Regions from separate parts of the Homo sapiens genome. Here regions 2 and 3 are each linked to region 1. The links are chromatin loops, found by intact Hi-C in ENCODE. Cell type or tissue: heart left ventricle. All regions are shown on one strand. Links, peaks and the distances in the headings refer to the core of each region. The heading gives the core; the rest is flanking DNA. Region 1 has its middle 48 kb from the start of DTNA. Region 2 overlaps DTNA (dystrobrevin alpha). Region 3 has its middle 110 kb from the start of DTNA.

Region 1 (8,150 bases), core at 1,312-6,311:
AGACTCAAAGCACAAAAACAGTCAGGCAAATCTAGAAATTACAATCTTTCAGTAGCTGTTTAAACAGCCAAATTAGTATCCAAATTTTGCTTTTATAAAAATTCTTTTGTTTCTTTGTTTGTCTTTTGAGACAAGGTCTGGCTCTATCACCCAGGCTGGAGCGCAGTGGCGTGATCTTGGCTCACTGTAATCTCTGCCCCCCGGGTTCAAGTGACTCTCATACCTCAGCCTCCCGAGTTGCTGAGACAACAGGAGTGTGCCACCATATCTGGCTAATTTTTTTGTATTTTTGTAGAGATGGGGTTTTGTCATGTTGCCCAAGCTGGTCTCAAACTCCTGATCTCAAACAGTCTACCTCCCTTGGTTTACAAAGTGCTGGGATTACAGGCTTGAGCCACTGAATGTGGCCTTTATCAAAATCCTTATTAAGTCAAAGTTTAAGCCCAATATGTTATAATACTGTCTTGATTACCACCACCAAAGCAGTGTTAAGAGCATTCAAGTCTAAAACAGAACAGAAAAGTCCAGAGAACAACACTAATTTATTTCTACAGTGCTCATTTTGTTCTTTTATGAGAGTGTCATTTCTCAGCATCTTGGACAGTGCCCTTTCTTTCTTAATAAAATGGCCAGAATTAAATAAATATGGCTAACACTCTTTCTCCACTGTAACCACGGCTGAGGCCTAATGACAATTCAGGGTAGAATATCTTTCAGTGCTATGGAGTATGTTGCACTGTTCTTTAGCTTAGAGAACTGGGATTTTCAAATCAGCACCTTAAGTGGAATTTTGCAGCCTGCATTTTTAAAACACCTACTGCCTTCCTATCCATTTACTGTACGTGTGTGTGTGTGTGCACGCATGTGTGTGTTATGACTGGAAGGAGATGATAGCAAATATCTTCCTTTAAAATAGTACTATCCAATAGAAACAGGATGCAAGCCACATATGTAATTATAAATTTTCTAGTAGCCACATTAAAAAAGGAAAAAGAAACAGGTGAAATTAATCTAAATATATTTTACTTAGTCCAATATATCAAAACTATTATCATTTCAACATGTAACTAATATAAAAAGTTATTAATGAGGTCTTTTATTCCTTTTTTGTACTGTATGCTTGAAATCCTGTGTAGATTTTACACTTCCAACACATCTTGATTTGGGCTAGCCGCATTTCAACTGCTCAATAGCCACATGTAGCCAATGACTACTGGACTGTACAGCCCAGGTATAAGGCAGGCACTTCTTTGTACAACAGTATCTCATTTGAAATGCCTAGCTTCTGATATTTCAGCTCTCAGTTTGAACATGTTTTTCCTTACACAAGAAATCCATATATATTTCATTCTAGATTCTAACACGTACACATACACACAGACACACACAGACACACACACACACACACACACACTCATTTAACATCTGGGTTTTAACAACCTATTCTGATCTTCTTCTAAATAAACTTGAAAAATAAAATACTTCCTCTCACCAGCCCTTTCTGAAGGAGCATGTGAGCCTGTTATCTTGCGCATTAACCGGTGACCGTATTTAGTGCTGTCAGAGCTGCTGACTCATTGCCTATGAATGGCCCCGCTGCCAGTGGTGATTGTTTGACAGAATGCCAGTAATGGCTGCCTACGGCTGCTGAAAAGCTGACCTTGTAACAACATCCACATTCTTTTGGTTGCTTTTGCTGACATACTCTCAACTCAAAAACTGTTTTCAAAACAAAAGTATAATGAAGTATTGAGCTTTTAAAAGCAATTGTATTTCAGTTCTTTAAATTATCTGAGTGTACCAAGGAGGGCAGAAGGCAAAGAAATGAGTATACAAGAGAGGGAACCATCCTTGAAAGTTGACATTTGAGCTACAGGCATATAATACTTGGGGACAGTGTTCTAAGACACCATGGGCATCCAAATGAAGCAAAGCTGTGTAAACTGAAAATAAAATTCTAAGCCCCCCAACCATCGGAATGGACCCCTCCTCTCAGCCAAGAGCATTCCAGTTAACCTGGAAAACTAGTTCAGGCCGTGAGAGGAAGTGGGGGGTCAGACATCCTCCCTTTGGAATTCAGGCACAACTGAGCAGCATTAACATTAAAACAGAGATCTTAAGACTTTTTGTAGCAATAGGTCACCAAATTCCAGCCTGATCTAGTATAGCATCACCTGACAGACAGCAGGCCCTGAAAGATATCAAAGTATTTTACTCTAAATTATATTTCTTTGACATATTTTGAAATAGCCCTGCAAAGCTATTGCTTGTGGGGAAAATCTGCATTCTGTAGAGAATCCCCTTCCCTTTCCAGGTCTTTTTCCTGATCCAGGAGAGAATCGACTAAGAGTCTGGCACCTTTTTAAGTCTAATAAGAAACATTTACAATCTAATCTCTCTGAAGCCTGTTACTTGGAGACTTCATCTGCATAATAAGAACCTTGGTCTCCAAAACCCCTTATCTTAGCCCAGACATTCCCTTCTGTTGATTCCAGGTCTTTAGACAATAACTTAAGTCTTCCAACCAATTGCCAATTAGAAATTGTTTGAATCTACCTATGACCTTGAAGCTCCCCACCCCCGCTTTGAGTTGTGCCACCTTTCCTGACCCAACCAGTGTACATCTTACATGTATTGATTGATGTCTTTTGTCTCCCTAAAATGTATAAAACTAAGCTGAAGCCTGACTACTTTGGGCACATGTTCTCAGGAGACAGGGCTGTGTCACTGACCATTGCCCACTCATATTTGGCTCAAAATTTATCTTTTCAAATATTTTTCAGAGTTTGACTCTTTTGTCAACAACTATTATGATATCTATTTTTTATCTTTCTCAGTATCATTTATTAGCTCTGTATTACTAACCTATTTGAAATTCTGTTTATTTGCAAAATGTATTCCATTCTCCACCCTGAAAACATTTTCCCCAAGTGGAGCTTCTAAACAAAGAATATGAGATGCTCTCCATTAATTAATAAGAGCTAAGGTACTATTAAATACTTAAAACAGGGATCAAATTAGCAGTACTTACTAGACACTGCTCTAGCTAGTGGATACGTTGATCATTCACACTATACTCAACTTTGCCCATAAAACTTAGTGTATGCCTTCCAGCTGCAGTATGTATTGATGGCCCTGCCTTCTGTTAGAGTACAAGTTTTTAGATTCTTCTCTTTTCCTGGTGATGAGGTCTGAAACTCTTGAATCTTCTAAATTCCTACTTGGGCTGATATCCCTGCTCCCTCTTTCTGGCTTCTTTTACCCCAGAGTCTAATCTGCACTGGTAGTAAAATTTCCTTTCAGTTCACATCTCACACATAACAGCCAGAGTCTGTTTTGCTAATTTTAATCAGACAAAGGATGAGTTTCGCATAGATGAGTTTTCAATAAACAGGATGAATGAACATTCAGCTAGTTGTTTTGGCATATTTTCACCACTAGAGGGAGATAAAGGCGCCTCTCCATCCACTGTTCCCACCCTCTTTGCCCCAAGATAGGAGAGGTGACAGAGTTAAGTGCAGAGGATAATGGTCAGTGAGATCATGGAGGGAAATTAAGTTATATATTTGGAGAAATCAAAAATGTGGCAGCTTTCAAACCCTGCCAACATGTTTTATGTGGCCTACCCAGTTTGGGGCAACATTTATAAATTGGAAAATTTCACATAAATATCTGGATTTCCACCCTGAGCTTGAAAATAGAAAGATGTGGCCACACTGTATGTCTGCGCCTCTGTGTGGCAGTCAGAGGGAGCTTCTCTCTATAAACAAGGCACAAACTCTTCATTTCAACTCCATCACTATCACTCTCTATTTTTCTAACACCGAGATTAAATGTAAGCTGTTACTTATTATCAAGCTTGCATCATTTTGTTGTTAAGAACCGGTTGTTGTTTTTTTTTTTTTTGTACTCAGGTCAAAGATGGTAAAAAGAATAACATAGCAAGCAAGCCTCTTGTAATTTCAAGGAAAATGAGAGAGAACATATTTCTTGGAGGCAGTAAAAAATATTCATAAGAGTAAAATATGCAGGCACAATGTGACTGGTCTCCTTGACTTACACTTACCTATTTCCATCATTTACATCAGCTAGATGTCCCTATGAGCTTTGCATAACCCTTTGGAAATACCTGCTTCCCAAACATGATATGGCAGGAAGAAGATAAGGGACTGGGCGATCCTGGGACCCAGTCAAATACCTTCTCTCAGTTGTCCCCACTAACTAATGACTGAGAAATGTCTCTCATGACTGATTACCCAAGGATTTACAAAATTGACATGTGAGGGACAAAAATCTCAGTCTCACTTAAAATAGCAGGAAAAACATATCTGCATGTAACTTATACTCACAGAAGAATTGCAGAACTAAAATTTGGATTTAGGTAGGATAAATTCCAACACACAGCTGATATTCTGATTTACTCATATCATTGCTTCTTGATCTGAAAAAGAAATGATAATATAAATATTAGTAATCATAGCTAACATCTGTTGAGTTGACAGTTGTGTCAGGCACTGTGCTAAGTGATCTCCTTTAACCCTGAGGAACAACTGTGTTATTCAACCTCAGAGATTTGTCTCAACAACCTTAATATATGCCCTTCCTTTTAGGACAACGGTTCTCAAAATGAAGACACTTTCATGAGATTCTTGAGGTTAAAACTATTTTAATAACAACTCTATCATATTATTTGCCTTTTTCACTATGGGACAGTCACACAGATGTGCAAAAGTAATGGTAAGTAAAACTGCTGGAATCTATTACTAGGGGTTGAAGGCAGTGGCACCAAGCTCTACTGGTAGTAATATTTCTTCACTCCCATGTACTTCCAGTGAAAAACAAAGCAAGCAACAGCAAAAGCATGTTATTAAGTCTTGGGAGTGTAAATGACGTTATTTTATTTATTTATTTTTACTTTTTATTTTTTTGAGATAGGGTCTCACTCTGTCATCCAAGCTGGAGTTCATTGGCATGATCGTGGCTCACTGCAGCCTTGACCCCGTGGGCTCAAGTGATCCTCCTACCTCAGTCTCCTAAGTTTCTGGGACTACATACAGGTGCATGCCACCACGCCTGGCTAATTTTTTCTTTTTTTGTAGAGACAAGGTCTTGATATGTCTTGCTATGCCCAGACTTGTCTTGAACTCCCAGGCTCAAGCGATTCTCCTGCCTTGGCCTCCCAAAGTGTTGGGATTAGAGGCATGAGCCACCGTGCCTAGCCACATCCTTTTAATAGTGCAAGGAAATGGGAAGTACACATAAAGCACTTTTGAAATATGTTGAGGTGCGGTAGTTGTCTCCAAGTATTATTGTTCAAGGTACAAGTGGTACTAGTCATTTCTTTCATAGAACATTTTTTTTTTGAAAGAACAATGGGCAGACAAACTATGATTATTTCAGCAGGGGTATTTGGCAAATGTTTTTTGAAATTGAATGAAATAAGCTTGTCACCAGAAAAAACAACTGACAGGAATTTCTGACAATGATAAAATTCAAACTTTCAAGTAGAAATTAGAATTTTGAAAAGCCTACATCTGCCACTATAAACTTGACAGCTTCTCAATACCTTTCTTGATGAGACTCGTGGTGACATTAACAAAAGTAATTTTTTGTTATCAAAAATAATACGTAAACATTTGGAAGATCTGCTTTACTAAGTGAGCTAGACTATTTTGTCATAAAATCATATATAGATTTTTTTAAAAACTATACCAAGTATGAGACAAATAATTGAGTTTACTGTAATAGATTATATGAAGTTCATTGATATGTTTCAGATTCCACATTCCATTTTTAAGGAACAATCACTTGTTGAATTTCACTGTTGTATCAAAGAAAACTGTCCATAATAATCTGAAAGGCTATGAAAAGACTCTACTATTTCAAACTACAAGTCTATGTGAGCCTGGAGTTTCTTCATATTTGTCAACCAAAACATATTCCAATAGATTAAATGCAGAAGCAGATAGGTAAATCTGGCTATCTTCCATTAAGCCAGATATTAGGGGATTTCCAAAAAATGTAAAACCATGCTTATCACCAAAATTTTGTTTTGGAAAATATTTCTATTTTATTAAAAATATATTATTTTATTTATGTCACATGTAATGGGTTTATCATTGTCACATAAATGAATTTATAGACCAATTCTTTTAAGATGCTCCAATCACGTGCTTTATTAAGTCAATTTTAAACGTATAATGAGAATCAAGGGAGGAAAGGTGGGGTAGGTTAATGCACTTAGAATAGTATGCAAGTGGAATAAAAGGAACTCCACCACCTGAATGCTGGGTTATACAATGTCCATATGTCTTGTTTCTGCTACACCAGCCTTCCAAACTGGTGGTGTGGTTGTGGAGTGAGAATAGGGTTTGAGGAAGGGGCCTAAACAGACAGGTGGAAGGTGTCTGGGGTACAAACTTGCTCTATCACAGAGACACAAGGACAAGTACACCTATCAATAGCTTTAGCTTTCCATTAGCTTGCCAAGTAGCTTTGGGTTTTATCTCCAGTGAATTTATAAATAAATATTTTTAAAGTTTATAAGTTTTCATTTCTAATAGGGTAAATATTGATAGGTATAATAAACATAAACAAAAGCTCTTGGAGGTCTTCAGAACAAAAAGTTTAAAAACCTCTGATGTAGGATATGGGATCCCTTTTTTTAACCCCAAAGTAGCATGGCAATTTATTGAAACCAAATTAAATGATTTATCTTCTATCTTCTATCTTCTTCTTCTTCTTTTTTTTTTTTTAAAGGTACTCATCTCCCCAGAGTCAGATGAAAATGCTAAGTCAAGCTCTCAGTAACCCTCAGGTGGCTCCTAAGGCATATGTCATATGCAAGGCCACCAGTTAAGGTAGAAATGCACCACTAAAGGGCAAGACCTGAGCATTCTTTCCCAGAATTAGATGCTTCTGTCTTTTTATGATTTCCAGTAAAAGTATCTCTTTGTCTAACAAAGCAACCACCCATATTTTGCACACAAATATTTTTTTCCTTAGGGAAACAAGATATACATTACAAACAACAACAACAAAATATTAAGAATCTGATTTTCATGCTAAGAATTTGTCAATGAAATTGTGTCCAAATAACTGCTACATTTGTATACAAATTTTTTATGAAAACAAGATTTATGATTGGGGTTTAATGCATATTAGAGAAGAATTATTTATATATATATTTTTTATTACACTTTAAGTTCTAGGGTACATGTGCACAATGTGCAGGTTTGTTACATATGTATACATGTGCCATATTGGTGTGCTGCACCCATTAACTCTTCATTTAACATTAGGTATATCTCCTAATGCTATCCCTCCCCACTCCCTCCACCCCACAACAGGCCCCAGTGTGTGATGTTCCCCTTCCTGTGTCCATGTGTTCTCATTGTTCAATTCCCACCTATGAGTGAGAACATGCAGTGTTTGGTTTTTTGTCCTTGCGATAGTTTGCTGAGAATGATGGTTTCTAGCTTCATCCATGTCCCTACAAAGAACATGAACTCATCATTTTTATGGCTGCATAGTATTCCATGGTGTATATGTGCCATATTTTCTTAATCCAGTCTATCACTGTTGGACATTTGGGTTGGTTCCAAGTCTTTGCTATTGTGAGTAGTGCTGCAATAAACATACGTGTGCATGTGTCTTTATAGCAGCATGATTTACAGTCCTTTGGGTATATACCCAGTAATAGGATGGCTGGGTCAAATGGTATTTCTAGCTCTAGATCCCTGAGGAATCGCCACACTGTCTTCCACAATGGTTAAACTAGTTTACAGTCCCACCAACAGTGTAAAAACATTCCTATTTCTCCACATCCTCTCCAGCATCTGTTGTTTCCTGACTTTTAATGATTGCTATTCTAACTGGTGTGAGATGATATCTCATTGTGGTTTTGATTTGCATTTCCCTGATGGCCAGTGATGATGAGCATTTTTTCATGTGTCTGTTGGCTGCATAAATGTCTTCTTTTGAGAAGTGTCCTTTCATATCCTTCACCCACTTTTTGATGGGGTTGTTTTTTTTTTCTTGTAAATTTGTTTGAGTTCTTTATAGATTCTGGATATTAGCCCTTTGTCAGATGAGTAGATTGCAAAAATTTTCTCCCATTCTGTAGGTTGCCTGTTCACTCTGATGGTAGT
Region 2 (8,150 bases), core at 1,781-6,780, 68 kb after region 1:
CTCACACCAGTTAGAATGGCGATCATTAAAAAGTCAGGAAAAAACAGATGCTGGAGAGAATGTGGAGAAATAGGAACACTTTTACACTGTTGGTGGGACTGTAAATTAGTTCAGCCATTGTGGAAGACAGTGTGGCGATTCCTCAAGGATCTAGAACTGGAAATACCCTTTGACCCAACAATCCCATTACTGGGTATATACCCAAAGGATTATAAATCATTCTACTATAAAGACACATGCACACGTGTGTTTATTGCAGCACTGTTCACAATAGCAAAGTCTTGGAACCAACCCAAATGTCCATCGATGATAGACTGGATTAAGAAAATGTGGCACATATACACCATGGAATACTATGCAGCCATAAAAAAGGATGAGTTCATATCCTTTTCGGGGACATGTATGAAACTGGAAATCATCATTCTCAGCAACGTAACAGAAGAAGAGAAAACCAAACACTGCATGTTCTCACTCATAAGTGGTAGTTGAACAATGAGAACACATGGACACAGGGAGGGAACGTCACACACCAGAGCCTGTCGGGGAGTGGGGGGCTGGAGGAGGGATAGCATTAGGAGAAATACCTAATGTAAATGACGAGTTCATAGGTGCAGCAAACCCACATGGCACATGTATACCTATGTAACAAACCTGCACATTGTGCACATATACCCCAGAACTTAAAGTATAATAATTTAAAAAAAAATAAAAAGAAAGATTTGGAGGGATCAGAATATCCAAATCTATCATTCTTCCCCTGGTCCCCCGAATTTCATGTCTTTCTCACATTGCAAAATACAGTCATCTCTTCCTCATAGCCTCCAAGTCTTACCTCATTCCAGCATCACTCAAAAGTCCAAAGTCTCTTCTGAGACTCAAGGCAAGTCCTTCCACCTATGAGCCTGTAAGATAAAAATCAAGTTATTTGCTTCCAACGACAGTAATACTACAGGCATTGAGTAAACATTCCAAAAGGGAAAAATCAGCCTGAGGAAAGGAGTAAGAGGCCCCATGCAAGTCTGAAACCCAGCAGGGCTGACCTTAAACCTTAGTGCTCCAAAATAATCCTTCACTCCTTGTCCTGAAACCAGAGCACACTGGTGCAAGGGATGGACTCCCAACACTTAGGGCATCTCCACCTCCATGGCTATGCAGACTGCCACCGAGTGGCTGCTCTCCTGGATTGGAGTTGAGTGCCTGTGGCTTTCCAGGCTCAGGATGCAAGCTGCCAGTGGCTCTACCATTTTCCCAACTGAAGGACAGCAACCCCCTTCTCACAGCTCCACTAGGTAGTGCCCTGGTGAGGACGCTGTGTGGGGCTCCAACCCCACATTTCCCCTTAGCACTGCCCTAGGAAAGTATCTTTGTGGAGGCTCCACCCTGCGGCAAGCACCAAGGCTTTCCTCTGATACATCCTCTGGAATCTAGGTGGAAGCTGCCAAGCCTCCTTCACTTGTGCATTCTGTGTGCCTGCAGGCTCAACACAACGTAGAAGCCCCCAAGGCTTGCAGTTTGCACTCTCAGAAGCGGCAGCCTGAGCTGTACCTGAAGCCCTTTAAGCAAAGGCTGGAGCCCTAGCAGCTGGGATGCTGGGAGCAGTTTTCTGAGGCTTCACAGGGCAGCAGGGTCCTGGGCCTGGCCCCAAAACCCATTCTTTCCTACTGTGATCCTGGGCTGGTGATGGGAGGACTGTCCTGAAGCCTTCTGAAATGCTTTTAAGGCCTTTTTCCCATTGTCTTGGCTTGATAATATTTTTAATTTCCTTAAAATACTTATGACCATTGACTAGTAATTTTACTTTTAGGAATGTCTAAAATGGAAATATTTTTGGCCCAGAATTTATAAACAAGGATACTGATCCCAGTATTATAATATCCTTGTGAATCAAGGATATTGATTCACAGTATTGTGAAAACAAATTTTCACTGTAAAACAAACTAAATGCCCAACAATGAAGAACAAGTTAAATAAATTATGGAACATCTGCATGATGGAAACCATTTAAAATGTCCTTTTTTTTTCTTTGAGAGAGACAGTTTTGCTTTTGTCACCCAGGCTGGAGTCCAGTGCCTCAATCTTGGCTCACTGCAACCTCCACCTCCCAGGTTCAAGCGATTCTCCTGCCTCAGCCTCCGAAGTAGTTGGGATTACAGGAAAGTGCCACCTTCCCTGGCTAATTTTTGTATTGTTAGTAGAGACAGGGTTTCACCATGTTGGTCAGGCTAGTGTCAAAGTCCTGGCCTCAAGTGATCCACCCACCTTGGCCTCCCAATATGCTGGGATTACAGGTGTGAGCCACTGCACTCAGCGCCTAAAATGTCTTATAAAAGTGTTTTGTGAAAGAGGATATGTTTTTTATAAAATGCCATCTACTATCTAATCCTAATATTAAGAGGGAGGGGGGGAAAAGGCAAAAAATGATAGAAATAAAGCAAGGTATCCTTAATGACTGTCCATGGGTAATAGATTAATTTTCCTATCTTTACTTTCCTATGTTTTCTGAATTTTCTTCAGCAGATACGTATTACTTTCGCAATGTTGTGATATTAAGTTAAAAGTGAGAATTTGAAATTGCATACTCAATGTGAATGCAGCTACGTATAGAAGAAGCAAGAAGACTATCAGCTGCAATGTTAATAGTATGGTTTTTATCTTCTTTTGTATAATTATTGGAGTTTTTCTATATGTTAAGAAATCAGGACAAAAATGATTTTGACAAAGAAAGGACAAAAAACAAGGCCCACTTCTTAGTTTATGAAAAGCAGTATAGGAGAACAGAAGGGAATTATAATAGGCTCCTCCTGCTGCAGGTTTGAGAAATATCACTTCAACTAGTTTAAAAAATTTAAAAAAATAAAATAAATAATTTTTCATGCAGAAATATTTTACATGAAAAGTAAAATTTCCCCACCTAAAATTTCTATTCTCATCCCAGGATAAAACTGTTGAGGGCTTTATATATTTCCTTCCAGTACTTTTTTCAAAGAATATTATAAAATAAAGTATTTTTCTCAAAAAAAAATAAAAAGGAGGAATCAGCTTATGTAAATAACAAGGACTTGGGTACAGTTGGCTGCAGACTCATTTAGATCCAGAGGCCCAAAGGGCATCCCCAAGTTCTCTTCCCTGTTTCAAGGCTTTGCTTGTTTCTGCTTAGCTTTCTTCAGTGATTCCTACTCAAACACAAAACCAAACCTTATGCCTCTCACTAGCTCCTGGAAAGAGGCTTCCCAAACAGCAGGTAAGATGGCTGCCAGTAGCCCCCAAATCACACCCCACCAGCTTCACTTTCTGAGCAGGAGATTTTTCTTAATAATTCAAAGATCCCAGCAAGTAAGTGAGAAAGCCTGGCTTGGGGTGTGTGTACAGCCCTGAATGGTCACCATGGCCAAGTGGGTGGGGTATTCTGACACCCGGGGTCCCTTCAGTTGTGCACCTCTATGTCTGAAGGAAAACACAGGCAGCCCCACCACAATTACCTGGAAGAGAGTCCCAGAGAAGTCACAAGAAAAAAAAGAGGAAAGGGAATATTGAAAAGAGAGTATGATGTCAATGTCAATGGCAGGAACTCATAGGTATAATACCAAATGTCTTACAAAATCATCTTATTCAGTCAGTCCTCGTGGAATTATATAAGGAAAATTATTATGTGCACTTTCAAATAAGGAAATGGAGGGTAAGAAAAACAAGTTATTTGCTCAAGTACATGCAGGTAGTACCTGGCAGCAAGGAGATTTGAACTCAAGTGTGTCTAATGTCATTGCCAAACCTCCCCTCTAAAATGTTTTGTCTTCCTTGAGTTCTTATGGCTGCTTTACCTGCAATCAAGAGACAGAGAGAGACATTCTGTGTTTCTGTGTGTGAGAAATGGCACAGGGGCAACTAGAAGTTTTAATACCTTCCTGTAGGTGGCAGGTTGCTGCTCTCTCCTTCAGAACCCCGCTCTGAGGAAAGCTAAGGAAGAGAACAGGACGTCTGAGTGTGTGACTGAGGTAAAATGTTGTATATTTTTCACACTTTAAAATCAGATGTAGGATTCAAATAAACTAAAATAATTTAACACTCAAATTTTTAAAACTTCTGAAGGAGGCTGGGCACATTCCATATTGGGCATTCAAAGAGTATTTTCCACAGCATACGAGGCACTCTCAAAGATACAAAAGTAAACACACTCTAAATTAGGACACAAAGAAAAGATGGAAGATGGGAAATTCAAGGTGGAAAGACATAAATGGCAACCAGAAATAATAGTCATTGTAGATCTGGCAGTTCCCCAACCAAAGCAGACAATCTGAAAGAAACCTAAGGTTATTTATACCTGCTGAGGATTTACTCTACCCAGTGATTAAACCTCCAGGACACACTAGATAAGTCTAGAAGAGCTTTAAGACTTCAAGATTTGTGTTTTCTTAACCTTGCTGTTTCTTGTCCTTGGTTCTGCATGAAAAAACTCATCTCTCCACAGTTCCAAGGAATAATTCCAAAAATAAATGTAGGCATTTGCTTGAACCAGGACATTGTGTCCCCAGTTTTCTTTCCGAAGCCTACAGGATGTACGAGTTGCTCTTGAAGCCTGTCTGCAGCACAACAAATCCAAGTTCTGCATTTGCTCCCCAGCTGAGTGACTGCACTGGGCAAAGCTGCACTTAACAGATAATACCCATGGGGGAACTGCTGGGTGAGGAATTTGTAGTGAAAAGCACTGACAACAGCTTGAGATTTATTTAGCACAATTTATTTAGTTCTTCATTCAGAAGAAGTAAAATTCCATGCATGAGGTAATGTATGCAAAAGTGCTTTAAACTTGAAGTGTTAAAGCAGTACACAGTTGTTGGGGGCTCTGATGTGAGAATGGCCAGCCTGTTCTCTGGTTAGTCTGGAGCTAATTCCTTCAAGAATCACAGGTCAGAAGTGTTGCATTGTGGCCCCTTGTTCAGTCTTGGCAAAAACTGAGGGAACATGGCAAAGTGGGAAGAATATAGACCTTGGAGTCAGATTTGGGTTCAAATATAGTAATTTTCATGGCTCTGGGACCTCTCTGTGTCCATATGTCCTCATTTGGATAACCCAGTTGTCAGCTGGGACTTCCTAGCCCCTTGAGGGCTCACATAAAGTTGGCTCAAACCAATTCGAACCCTTTTCACCACCTTTGGGAATACTGGAGTTACTGTCCCCTAACCTGTTATTCCTCTCACCCTAATATCTATGCACATTGTGTTCTCTTTTCCCCCTTTATCAAATTGCAAGTGAAACTCTGTCCCCTCACTGGTGACCACCAAAGAGCTCACTCATGTTGGTGTGTCCAGTAACTTCACTGAAGGTTTGGGGTTGGCAAGGACTGGTGTGGGGAGGCTCACAGCCTTTGATGTCTCTCCAGAAACCTCTATCTGCTTTTTTCACCCTTCACATATGCCTCCAGATAGTTTCCTAGGAACACAAATATTTTCCCTCTTACTATGCAGAGAAATTTAGCTCTCTTCTGTTCTTGTTCCAAGTTTTCATACTCAAATGCATCAAGATGCCCAGAACAAAGGGTCTTCCAATGGCCTCCTCTGAAAGCAAAGCTATAAATAGAAAAAAAGGGTTATCTGTTATCTTTTGAAAATGGTGATAATTTCTACCTTGCTATTTTTCAAGATTTGTGGCCGGGCGCGGTGGCTCACGCCTGTAATCCCAGCACTTTGGGAGGCCGAGGCGGGTGGATCATGAGGTCAGGAGATCGAGACCATCCTGGCTAACAAGGTGAAACCCCGTCTCTATTAAAAATACAAAAAATTAGCCGGGCGCGGTGGCGGGCGCCTGTAGTCCCAGCTACTCGGGAGGCTGAGGCAGGAGAATGGCGTGAACCCGGGAAGCGGAGCTTGCAGTGAGCCGAGATTGCGCCACTGCAGTCCGCAGTCCAGCCTGGGCGACAGAGCGAGACTCCGTCTCAAAAAAAAAAAAAAGATTTGTGCGAATTTTAGATAAAAGGGATATACAATACTTTGCACAAAGTACAGCACATAGCAAGTGCATAATGAAGAAATGATGATGATGATGATTCTGTATTGGGTAGCCAGTGTTTGCAGTAACTGTACTTCTTTGAGTATCACTTATCACAATTATAATTAATTATTTGTGTAATCATCTCTTAATGTATGTCTCCCTGAAGTTCCCTGATGGCAGAAACTGTTTCTGTCTTGTTTACCTGTGTGTCACCAGTGCCTTGTACAGTGCCTGGCCCACATATTTAACTCTTTATTGTATTAATGAATAGATAAATGGTCAAATGGAGAGTGTTAAATGTGGAGAGTTTTTCTTTCTTTACAGTTTTAACTTTATAGGGGAAAGAAGTGACAGGGCAGGTGAGGGATGGTGAAAACTCTGAAGATGTTGGAACATTGTCAGCTGTCTAAGTGTTTGGGAAAGATTAGCAGAGACTCCATTTCTTTATTCACTCATTCTTTCTGTGCATTTTCTACTCTCACCACCAAATCAGTCTCCTCCCTATCCAAGTTCCATTTATTAGTATCCCTGAAGCTGAAAAGAAAAGAGAATATTTATTTGCCTGTTTCCACACTGTCTCACTAACACCATGATCATTACATTTTCAGACTAGTCCAGTGAAACCTACCTTACCCATAATTTATTTGAAGTAGTTTATTTTTCCCCCTAATTTTCTTCATGGCAGGTATTTTGTTTTTCAGCTAACTTGTTGGATTGCCTACTAATCTAACTTTAGTGTTATAGCTTTTTCTGAAGAGGACAATGTGCTCTGTGCTGTAATGAAGCTTGTAAATTAACTCTAGGAATATAACTCATTCTTATACAGCAGAGTCACCTGTATATGCCAAGACAGCGTGATCCAAAGCAAAGACACTGGATTTGCAGTCACCTTCCTCTGCGATCCTCCTTTACTTATCTAAAATGAGAAGCCTGGGCTAAAGAAACAAATGTCAAACAGTAGCAAAGGATGCAACCTGGACTGAGCTGGGTTCTATTCTCCTTCCCTGTGAGAGCACCTCCCTGCTTACGTTTTAGAAGCTTGGCTCAGGTTATGGAATTCATTTGAATTTTTAAAAATCCATGGCAAAAATAAAAATCAGCAAGCTGGAAAAGACATTCTTCTATAATCCCAAGCAAAGAAAATTAAATCACACAACAAATATTTTCTAAGTCTAAAGTGCTATGTTAGTAGGAATATTAGATAAAGCACATGAGGCTCAGTTAAATTTCAATTTCAGATAAATGGTGAGTATTTTTTAGTGTAAGTGAGTCCTATTCAACATTTGCGATATACCTGTTGTTGGGGTTCTGACAGCTGCTAAGTATGTCTATGCCAATTATGCATTCTGGCACTGGGGAAATGACCACAGGATGAGTCCGGGGATCCTCTGGACTCACTGTAAGTCAGACCTGAGATAAAACTCCATTAATTACCTGACCTCCATAAGTCCCTATTTTAACTGGAGGACCACAGTGACGTTTTGGGTCCCCTGCAATCAATGTCAGCTCAGAGCCAATGTCCAGTAGTCCCCGAAATATCTGATCACTTCCCTTTCCCCAGTGCACAGTTACCCTGGTTAAAGGCTGGAGGTCTCCTTGGGGAAGAATGGGAGAAAGATTCACTGCATAAATTGTCAGTAATGTAGTGGGGTCTTTCCTCAAAAGGAGCCAGCCTCCCCTTCATTCGAAGGCTTCTGGGTCTGCAAACTGGCTCAAGTCTGGAAATTGATTGAGGGGCTGTGATTCTCTGGTTTTATAATTCAAATTAGTCTTCTGTCCATTCGACCTAGAAGTTTTCTTCTTGTATAAATTAAGTAGGAATGCAGTAGGCTTCCTATCAGTTTCACTTCTAGGAACACCGTGATTAATTAGCCAATGCCAGAGTGCTACACAAGTCAGATTATTCTGATTGCAGGTCTGCTTCTGCTGTCCATTATGGTAGCTATGCCCACCGTGCCTTTGATGGTTGAGTGCCAACTTGGACCCTGCCACCTTGGGATCCAATTATTCCCACTGTATTTAAATTTTATAATTGAGTGACTGCGGTTACCACCATTAGATCTGACATACAGAGAAGAGCAATTACAGAGCTCTTCAAAGATGCAGGTGCTGCCCTCACAAATCTATTTCACAAGGCATTGGTCAAGGGTATATCTTCTGGACCC
Region 3 (8,150 bases), core at 1,617-6,616, 64 kb before region 1:
ACAGACTGAATGCTACTGTGTCTATTATGCCATTGGATGAAACTATATTATTGTGAGATGGAGTTCAGTTTCCCCTGCATGTTACTAAGTCACTTCCCAATTTGAGAAACAAAAAAAGGAAAAAGGAGAGGAAAGGTGCTCTAAAGGTGGCTTAAACTGCGTAAGGAGCCTTTAGAAGATATTCTACTTTTTAAAAAGCAACTGAGAAAAAAAATAGGCACTTTTCAGGAAGAGAAGAATTAATAGAAGTTATTTTTTAGTGTTATCTCATTAATTCCAAGCAGGTTCCCCTCCTTCAGGAAAAAAAAAAAAGCTGAAATTTGCTAAGTGGATGGAGGCGTTCTGATTTTACAGAGCTTGAGAGAAGACAAGGGAGAGGAAGAGTTGTCTGATTTTGCTATTGTCGCACTGTTTTAGGACTTCAAACTTCTTCTTGAAAAGAATGACAAACTTTAGTTCTCTTCATGTTTTGCCCATGTATAGGTTTTGTTTCTTGTTTTGTCAAATGACCTCTCCCTCTGCTCTTAGAGACAGCTCTTCCAAACTTGCACAGCATTCCTTCTGAATAAATACTGTCCATAATAGTCACAGAGTACATGGTGTGAATTGGAAATTCTACTTTATATGGGGAAAATAAATCTGCTGACGCTGTTATTACAGAGTGCACAGATGAACAGTTGTTAAATGTAACTGGCCAGTTTTTTGTCTTGTCAAATAGACCAGATTCTAATGAACTAAGTTGGCTAAACTAGGTACAAACAATGAAGGGCTTCTTATGGATTTTTCATTCAACTTTGATGAGAATAAGTAATACACTGTGTCACTCTTCTAAAATGAAAAATGGGCATTATATTGATAAAGTCATTTGATTTTACAACTACTGAGTAATCTAGTGAGGCCAAGCAAATGTGAAGTTGGCAGAGCTCAGTTCTGATGCCCCTTTCCTCCTTTCTCTGTCCAATTTTCCCTCCCTCTCAGTCCTCCTTATCCCTCCAGACCCCTGATGAATATGACTACTCAGCGCCCCCGTTTTCTTGTCAAGCAAGACCTATACTCAAGAAAGAATCTGACTTAAGAGAGTTTTAAAGTCAATGTACTAAGTCCCCCAGTAATATTTGCTTTTCAGTGTAAATATCTGACCTTGTGACAGTTTAGACAATTTGTTAAATGATAGTTAACCTTGGGTAATACTTATAATTAACCCCTTTAGGTTGCAAGCAATTGCAATTAATTTTCATTTCCCCATAATCATGTGTTAACTTTGTAAATTTTCTGTGGTCATACTGGGTGCCTTGTGACATTGTATTACCAGTTGTGTACTGAATGGTTGACAATAAGAATGAACCTGGCAGAAATCACAGGTGCTTCCAAGAAGTTTGTGAATGCATGCACCTGGGTGCTCACCATACACTCAGGTACACACAGTAACACATGTAGGCATACCTTTTATGTAACTAATATGTTTTTTATTGAATTATAAAATAAATGAAAATATGTTAGGCTTACCAGTGTGGGATTTGGGTTTTTTTTCAGTGTGTCAAAAAAAAACACAAAAAAGAACACAAAATGTAAAATTCTAAAATGAAGAATGTTAAACTATGTGGCCAAATAGTGTTGACAGAAAAAGAGACAAATATTTCTCTGCTACTATTATATCACTTTTATAGTTTCTAATTCTTGTATAAAATTGTCAATCTTAGCTTTTATTCTTTTGAACATCCTAAGTGTAGTTTTATAATCTATTTCTGATAATTATAGTATCTCAAGTGTTACTGGATTTGTTTCTATTATTACTCTTCCTGCTAGTTCTCATTCATGGTGTCTTAATTTCTTGGTTGCTTGGATATCTTTGACTCTATGCTGGAAATGTATTTTTAAAATTACATTATAATTAAAGATCGTAAGAGTAAGTTGAGATCTAAGTGATAATGTTTTCCTCCAGAGAAGACTTTGGTTTGCTTCTGCCAGGCACCTGGGGGCGATATCAGACCAGAATCATCTTAGACAAAGTACAACTCCTGATGTTCCCTGAATCACCTCTGTGACAAGAAGGCTGCAAATCAGTGAGAGGAATGGTAGGTTCACTCCTCCCCTAAAGGAGAGTATGACCTTTCATGACACCAGCATAAAGCTGGGTTAGTTAATTAAAGCCCCACCTGAGGGCCAAGGACTTTGACTTTTCTATGAAGCACAGAAAGCTACTTGAAGTGTAAAGCTAGATTCTCAGATCTTTTTTCCTGATAGTCATATGCCCAAGGGCTTTTAAAAGTGACCTCACCTCTCTGATTTCTGATCTTCTCCTAAGTTTTCATATGCCAAATCTTCACCATCTTACTAAAGGCTCTTTGCTGTTTTTTGTTTGGTTGGTTGGTTTTTTGTTTTGTTTTGTTTTGTTTTATTCTGTTGCCCAGGCTAGAGTGCAGTGACATGACGCGATTGATCTCCACTCACTGCAACCTCTGCCTCTTGGGTTCAAGTGATTCTCGTACCTTGGCCTCCCAAGTAGCTGGGATTACAGGCACATGCCACCATGCTTGGTTAATTTTTGTATTTTTAGTAGAGTCGGGTTTTCAACATGTTGGCCAGGCTCATCTCGAACTCCTGGCCTCAAGTGATCCACCTGCCTCAGCTTCCCAAAGTGCTGGGATTACAGGCATGAGCTACCATGCCCAGCCTCTTTACTGTTTTTATATCTCAAATATCTTTATTACATCAGGTAATACATACAAATATCTTATTACATCGGGTATATCAGTCCAGATTCTCTCATTACTGTTACCAGAAATGGAAATTCATCCTACTGCTATTATAGTTGTTTCTTTTTACACTCTTCGTTCTAGAGAACATATCAAAGTTTGCTGATATCATTAATGATTTCAGATAACTTTTCTGATTTTATTTTTTAGTTGTGACCTGATATATTCAAACTTTTTGGAGAAAATTGCATATGCATGCTGATTGAAAGATTCATGTTTTCTGACTTTATTTGAGCTGTCAACACCACCTAACAGTTCTTTTTTTTAATTATACGCAAGTTGTGGGATACATGTGCAGAACGTGCAGGTTTGTTACATAGGGATACATGTGCCATGGTGGTTTGCTGCACCCGTCAACCCGTCATCTACATCACGTATTTCTCCTAATGCTATCCCTCCCCTAGCCCCCAATTCCCTGACAGGCCCCAGTGTGTGATGTTCCCCTCCCTGTGCCCATATATTCTCATTGTTCAACTCCCACTTATGAATGAGAACGTGTGGTGTTCGGTTTTCTGTTCCTGTGTTAGTTTGCTGGGAATGATGGTTTCCAGCTTCATCCATGTCCCTGCAAAGGACATGAACACATTCTTTTTTATGGCTGTGCAGTATTATTTGTCCCTAGCTGGCCCCTTTCCTTGGCAATTTCTTTAACCTCTAATCCATCCCACAAGCATCCTTCACTCTCAGAAGTTGATTTTGACTCTTTCTGGTTTCTCTTGGCCTATATCCAGTACTAAGACATTTAAAAAATCTTCTTAAATCCCGTGCTTTCCATTCTCTCTGCAGTTGCTCTACTTCAGGTCTTCATCATTTAACTTGGCTATTATATGGTCTTCCAGTTGTTCTCCTGTCTCTAAGCTCCATCCACACCCTCACCCTGCCACTACATACACACTTGCTGAAACCAACATACCCATCTTCTAAAAACTATAGACTTCAATTAATTGCTCCCCTACTTAAAAATCTTTAGTGATTCATGACTCCCTTCAAAATAAAGCTTAGTGTCCTTAGTATGTCTTAAAAGGTCCATCACAAAGCCTCGATCTGTTTCTCAAACATTGACTCCACTGCTTCACTGGTTATCACCAACACTTCAATCACATACAATGGCTGCCTCCACAATATGCCGTATACTATTTTAGCTCTGTGCTAGTCTACCTTTCCCCACCGCCCCCCGCCCCCCCAGAATGCCTATTGCTTCTCTCCTTTGTGGGAAAACCCCACTTTTCCTTTAGGGTTGACCTCATAAGTCACCTTCACTGTACTTTCTGTACTTTCTTTTTAAGTGTATAGCTCACCCACTGTTCTGGGAGTCCCTAATGCTGTGGCTTGTGTCTTACTCGCTTTTTTATTCTCAGTCACTGACACACAGGAACCACTCAAAAAAATGTTTAAGAAATGAACAGATGACTATTCAGAAGAAGTTTGTTTCTGAGGAATTTGTTTTGTTAATATATTCTTTTCCATTCTAAACATCATTTTTTCTTTTGACCTTAGACTCTTTGTCTAGAATAATGATCATTAGTAATCCTGTATGTCAAGTGGAGTCAGTAAAAACATGTTTATTTGGCTGTTGTCACTGTCTTGGGGAAAGGGAATTCTCTATTTTCTTTCTTTCTTTTTTTTTTTTTTACCAAATGTGATGTATAACTTGATTGTGACAACAAGAGAGTAGAAATTTAAGTATGGTGAGTCAGCTGTTTATTATCAGAGAGATTCATAATCAAAAGAGTCATAGAGTGGGAAAACTGACATATTTCAACAAATCTAGTCCAGAATGTTAAATAGCACAATGGGAAAATGTCAATGAGGCACAACTAAATGAAAATTATCTCATTGCATACAACCTCAATTTCAACCATTAGAAAACACTGGGTTGTTTTCAAATCACAGTGTGGTGCTACAAAGAAAGCAGTTGAGTGTTTATGTAATACAATATTGTGAAAGCTTGTGGAAAACTTTTCTTAAAATTTTTAAGGCCTTGGCCAGGCGCATTGGTTCACGCCTGTAATTGAGCACTTTGGGAGGCCGAGACGGGTGGATCACGAGGTCAGGAGATTGAGACCATCCTGGCTAACACGGTGAAACCCCATCTCTACTAAAAATACAAAAAAAAATTAGCCAGGTGTGGTGGTGGGCACCTGTAGTCCCAGCTACTTGGGAGGCTGAGGCAGGAGAATGGCATGAACCTGGGAGGTGGAGCTTGCAGTGAGCCGAGATCGCGCCACTGCACTCCAGTCTGGGTGACAGAGCGAGACTCCATCTCAAAAAAAAAATTTAAGGCCTTGAAGTGCAATTTGAATATCATCTTTCTAAAAGCCTATGCTAAGCAAAGAAAAACTGTATTTGTTTATTAAACATTGAATATAGTTGATGGGAACCAGAGGAAGAGGAAATATAACTTATTAATTCCAAGGATGTTTAATTAATTTTATACTCTTTGGACCACTTATAAACTTTTTACACATTTATTGTGAGGCTTTGATACGCCAACTTCTGAGATTTAGATAAATAAGAAACTTGGCTTATATTATTTCTCATACAGGACACTCCTACCTTCACAAAGAGAAAAGCCCCAGTATGGGTGGGGCTTCAGAATGTATCTTCAGAAAATGTATCTTCAGAAAACATCTTTGAATTTAATGAAATGTTCAAACTCAGTGTTTGAGATCCCAGAATTCTTCATCGCAAAATATGAAAATATGATATTGGCCTTTCTTTTTTGCCTCATCTATAAAAGAACTCTAAACTAGCTCTTGAATAATGGCTGATTTCTAATCATAACTTCCAAACAGCTGAACTCATTTTTCTCATTAATTCAATAATTTGAACTCCTACCTTTTGTTCTAACTGTGTAGACAATGAAATTACTTATTCACCCCCTTCACCGGACACTGGTACTGAAGGATATCATGTTAAAACAATGAATTTAATTAACAATTTTTTTCTTTTTTGTTGTTGAAAAGGGAAAACAAAACCCTCAAACCTGAAAAATTCCATATCCCTTCATTTTACTTTTTCTTATTACAGAAGCAATGTAGGAAAATCATGACTTTACCTGTTTTTGGTTGTCGTTGTTTTGTTTTCTTGTTGTTTCTTTTTTGAGACAAAGTCTTGCTCTGTCGCCCAGGCTAGAGTACAGCTGTCAGCTCACTGCAGCCTCTACCTCCTGGGTTCAAGCAATTCTCCTGCCGCAGCCTCCCAAGTAGCTGGGATTACAGGCACCCGCCACCACGCCTAGCTAATTTTTTGTATTTTTAGTAGAGACAGGCTTTCATCATGTTGGCCAGGCTGATTCGAACTCCTGACCTCAAGCGATCTGCTTGCCTCAGCCTTCCAAAGTGCTGGGATTACAGGTGTGAGCCACCGTGTCCAGCCAACAAATTTCTTTATGTATCTTTCATTGATATTTTAAATGTATTTGTCTTAATCTCCACACATATTTAAAAAGTCATTTTGCCTTTCTCAACAACTAGTATTTTCTTCTCAGAAAGCTAAGTTAGAGGATAGTCTTGAGATTCTTAAAAAATCTCTTGTTTAGGAGATACTTATGTAACAGAAGAGCTTAAAGAGAGCTGAATAAATTCTGAAAAAAAGTTAAGTCAAATGTGTATTTTTTATTACATATTTAATTAAATCTTAATATAAAATAGAAACACATTTATTTGCATAAATAAAACTGGACTTGGCATTTTTGCAAAATAAAAATGATGTAAAGATGACTCAGACACTCTGAATCATGAAAGTTTTGTAAACCTCTAAGTATTTTAAAAAGAGCAATAGAGTTACTTTAATTATTTTTCTTTTTAAGTCTCAGTTTATTTTTTGTACTCATTCCTATATAGTGTGATAGTTCACACATTTATAGATGCTGAAACAATGAATTCACTGAATTAATCACAGTTCAGGAATACAGATGCCTTAATTAGTTTTTTACAAGATATAATTTTGAATGAAATTTATCTTCCAATGCATATGAACTTCCAGGTCTTAGATTGTTCATTTCTACATATTTGAAGAATCATGTTTACTAACCAAAAGATATTTAACACCTCAGATAAATGTAGCAATTCTTCCCAGATGCATCCAATGTTTGAAGTTATTTTGTAGGTAAGAGACATTTATTTTACATATGATAAAACTAAGATGTAGACATATGAAGTGTTCCAGATATACTATGGGTGGTTTCCTCAGGTAACAAACAACTCTCAATTTCAGTGACATATAGAAACCAGGTTTCCTTCTCACTTATACAATTTAGCCACCACAGATTAGCTGAAGGTTCTTCTCTACACAGCTGTTTTCACCTGGAAATGACCCATTTTCCTTATACTCACATTCCCTTAGCCAAAGCATGCCATGTGGCCACACCTAACTTCAGTTGGATGGGAAGTATAATATGATCCTACCATTGGCCTAGAACAGGTGAGCCCCAGTACTGGGGCTTAGCCCAGGAGGGTTTTTGGCTTTGCCTAGGGCAGGAAAGAATTCAAGGGCAAGCCAGTGGTGTTAGACAGCAACTTTTACTGAAGTGGCAGTGTACAGCAGCAGCAGAGGTACTGCTCCTTGCAGAGCAGGGCTACCCCATAGAGTGTCCAGAGTAGCAGCTGAGAGGCAGTTTTGTGGTCATATTTATATCTTTAATTATAAGCAAATTAAGGGGTGATTTATGCAGAAATTTTTAGGAGAAAGGTAACTTCTAGGTCACTGGTCATTGCTATGGAAAGGGGTTGTAACTTTTGGGTGTTGCCATAGCAATGGGGAACTGACATGGCATACTGCTAAGCATGTCTTATGGAAAGCTGTTTCCATACTGGCCCTGTTTTAGCTAGTCCTCAACTCCTTCCAGTGTCTGAGCCCAGCGTCTGGAGTCAAGTCCCTCCTCCTACCTCACCATGTGCTTAGAAAGAGAAAGGACTGGAATATTTATGTAGAGCTCTGAGGAATTTCTACACTATTGGATAATAGGCAGCCTAAAACTCCCTTAGTAACACAGATTTAGACTTAAAGTCATATATATCTGTGAACAGGTCCATACTTGGTAAATGTACGCCACCTGCGATCTGATACTAATGTCTATTGCCTGTTTACATCTTTTGGCTCTTATCTCCACTGAGACTTTTCAGCTGTCTAAATCTTTACCATTTCCATGTCTGTGACCTTTTCTGTCCAGCTTCTCCACCACTATGGAATTCTAGGATTTTACCTATCCTTACACTTACCACTCAGGGAGTCCTGCCCATAAACAGTTTTGGGAAGTGTAAGGAGACTCCGTTGGGGCAATTCCTACAGAATGCAGAAAGTAAATGTGAAATCTTAATGCTTTCTCCTCTCTAGGAACTGCTCATATGTAGTACAGAAATGGAGAAAAAGGAAATTGAATACAATTCTAAT

Evidence for each region. Peaks named below come from ENCODE experiments on the same cell type or tissue, not always from the same donor. Only the 100,000 strongest peaks of a DNase experiment are listed, where the experiment ranks them.
Region 2: a loop joins it to region 1, with 2.4 times the contacts of the local background. A loop is called at or near these places in 10 of 110 quality-filtered maps.
Region 3: it touches region 1 in a loop (2.8-fold over the local background); 16 of 110 quality-filtered maps call a loop at or near these places.

Annotation. Positions count from the first base shown.
Region 1 is chr18:34,658,244-34,666,393 of GRCh38, forward strand. It overlaps a transcript of DTNA not described here. Among named protein-coding and RNA genes, the nearest start is that of DTNA, 48 kb to the right of the region's middle. RefSeq lists enhancers at 1,150-1,653, 1,654-2,157. In heart left ventricle, for the core only: CTCF peaks have their summits at 3,435 (motif pointing right) and 3,639; a DNase peak (open chromatin) is centred at 1,598; H3K27ac peaks cover 2,433 bases.
Region 2 is chr18:34,725,555-34,733,704 of GRCh38, forward strand. The region is part of intron 1 of DTNA (dystrobrevin alpha); the gene reads left to right. Among named protein-coding and RNA genes, the nearest start is that of DTNA, 19 kb to the left of the region's middle. In heart left ventricle, for the core only: a CTCF peak has its summit at 3,905 (motif pointing right); no DNase peak of the experiment used is centred there; H3K27ac peaks cover 2,223 bases.
Region 3 is chr18:34,593,844-34,601,993 of GRCh38, forward strand. It overlaps a transcript of DTNA not described here. Among named protein-coding and RNA genes, the nearest start is that of DTNA, 110 kb to the right of the region's middle. In heart left ventricle, for the core only: no CTCF peak of the experiment used is centred there; no DNase peak of the experiment used is centred there; H3K4me3 peaks cover 690 bases; H3K27ac peaks cover 1,095 bases.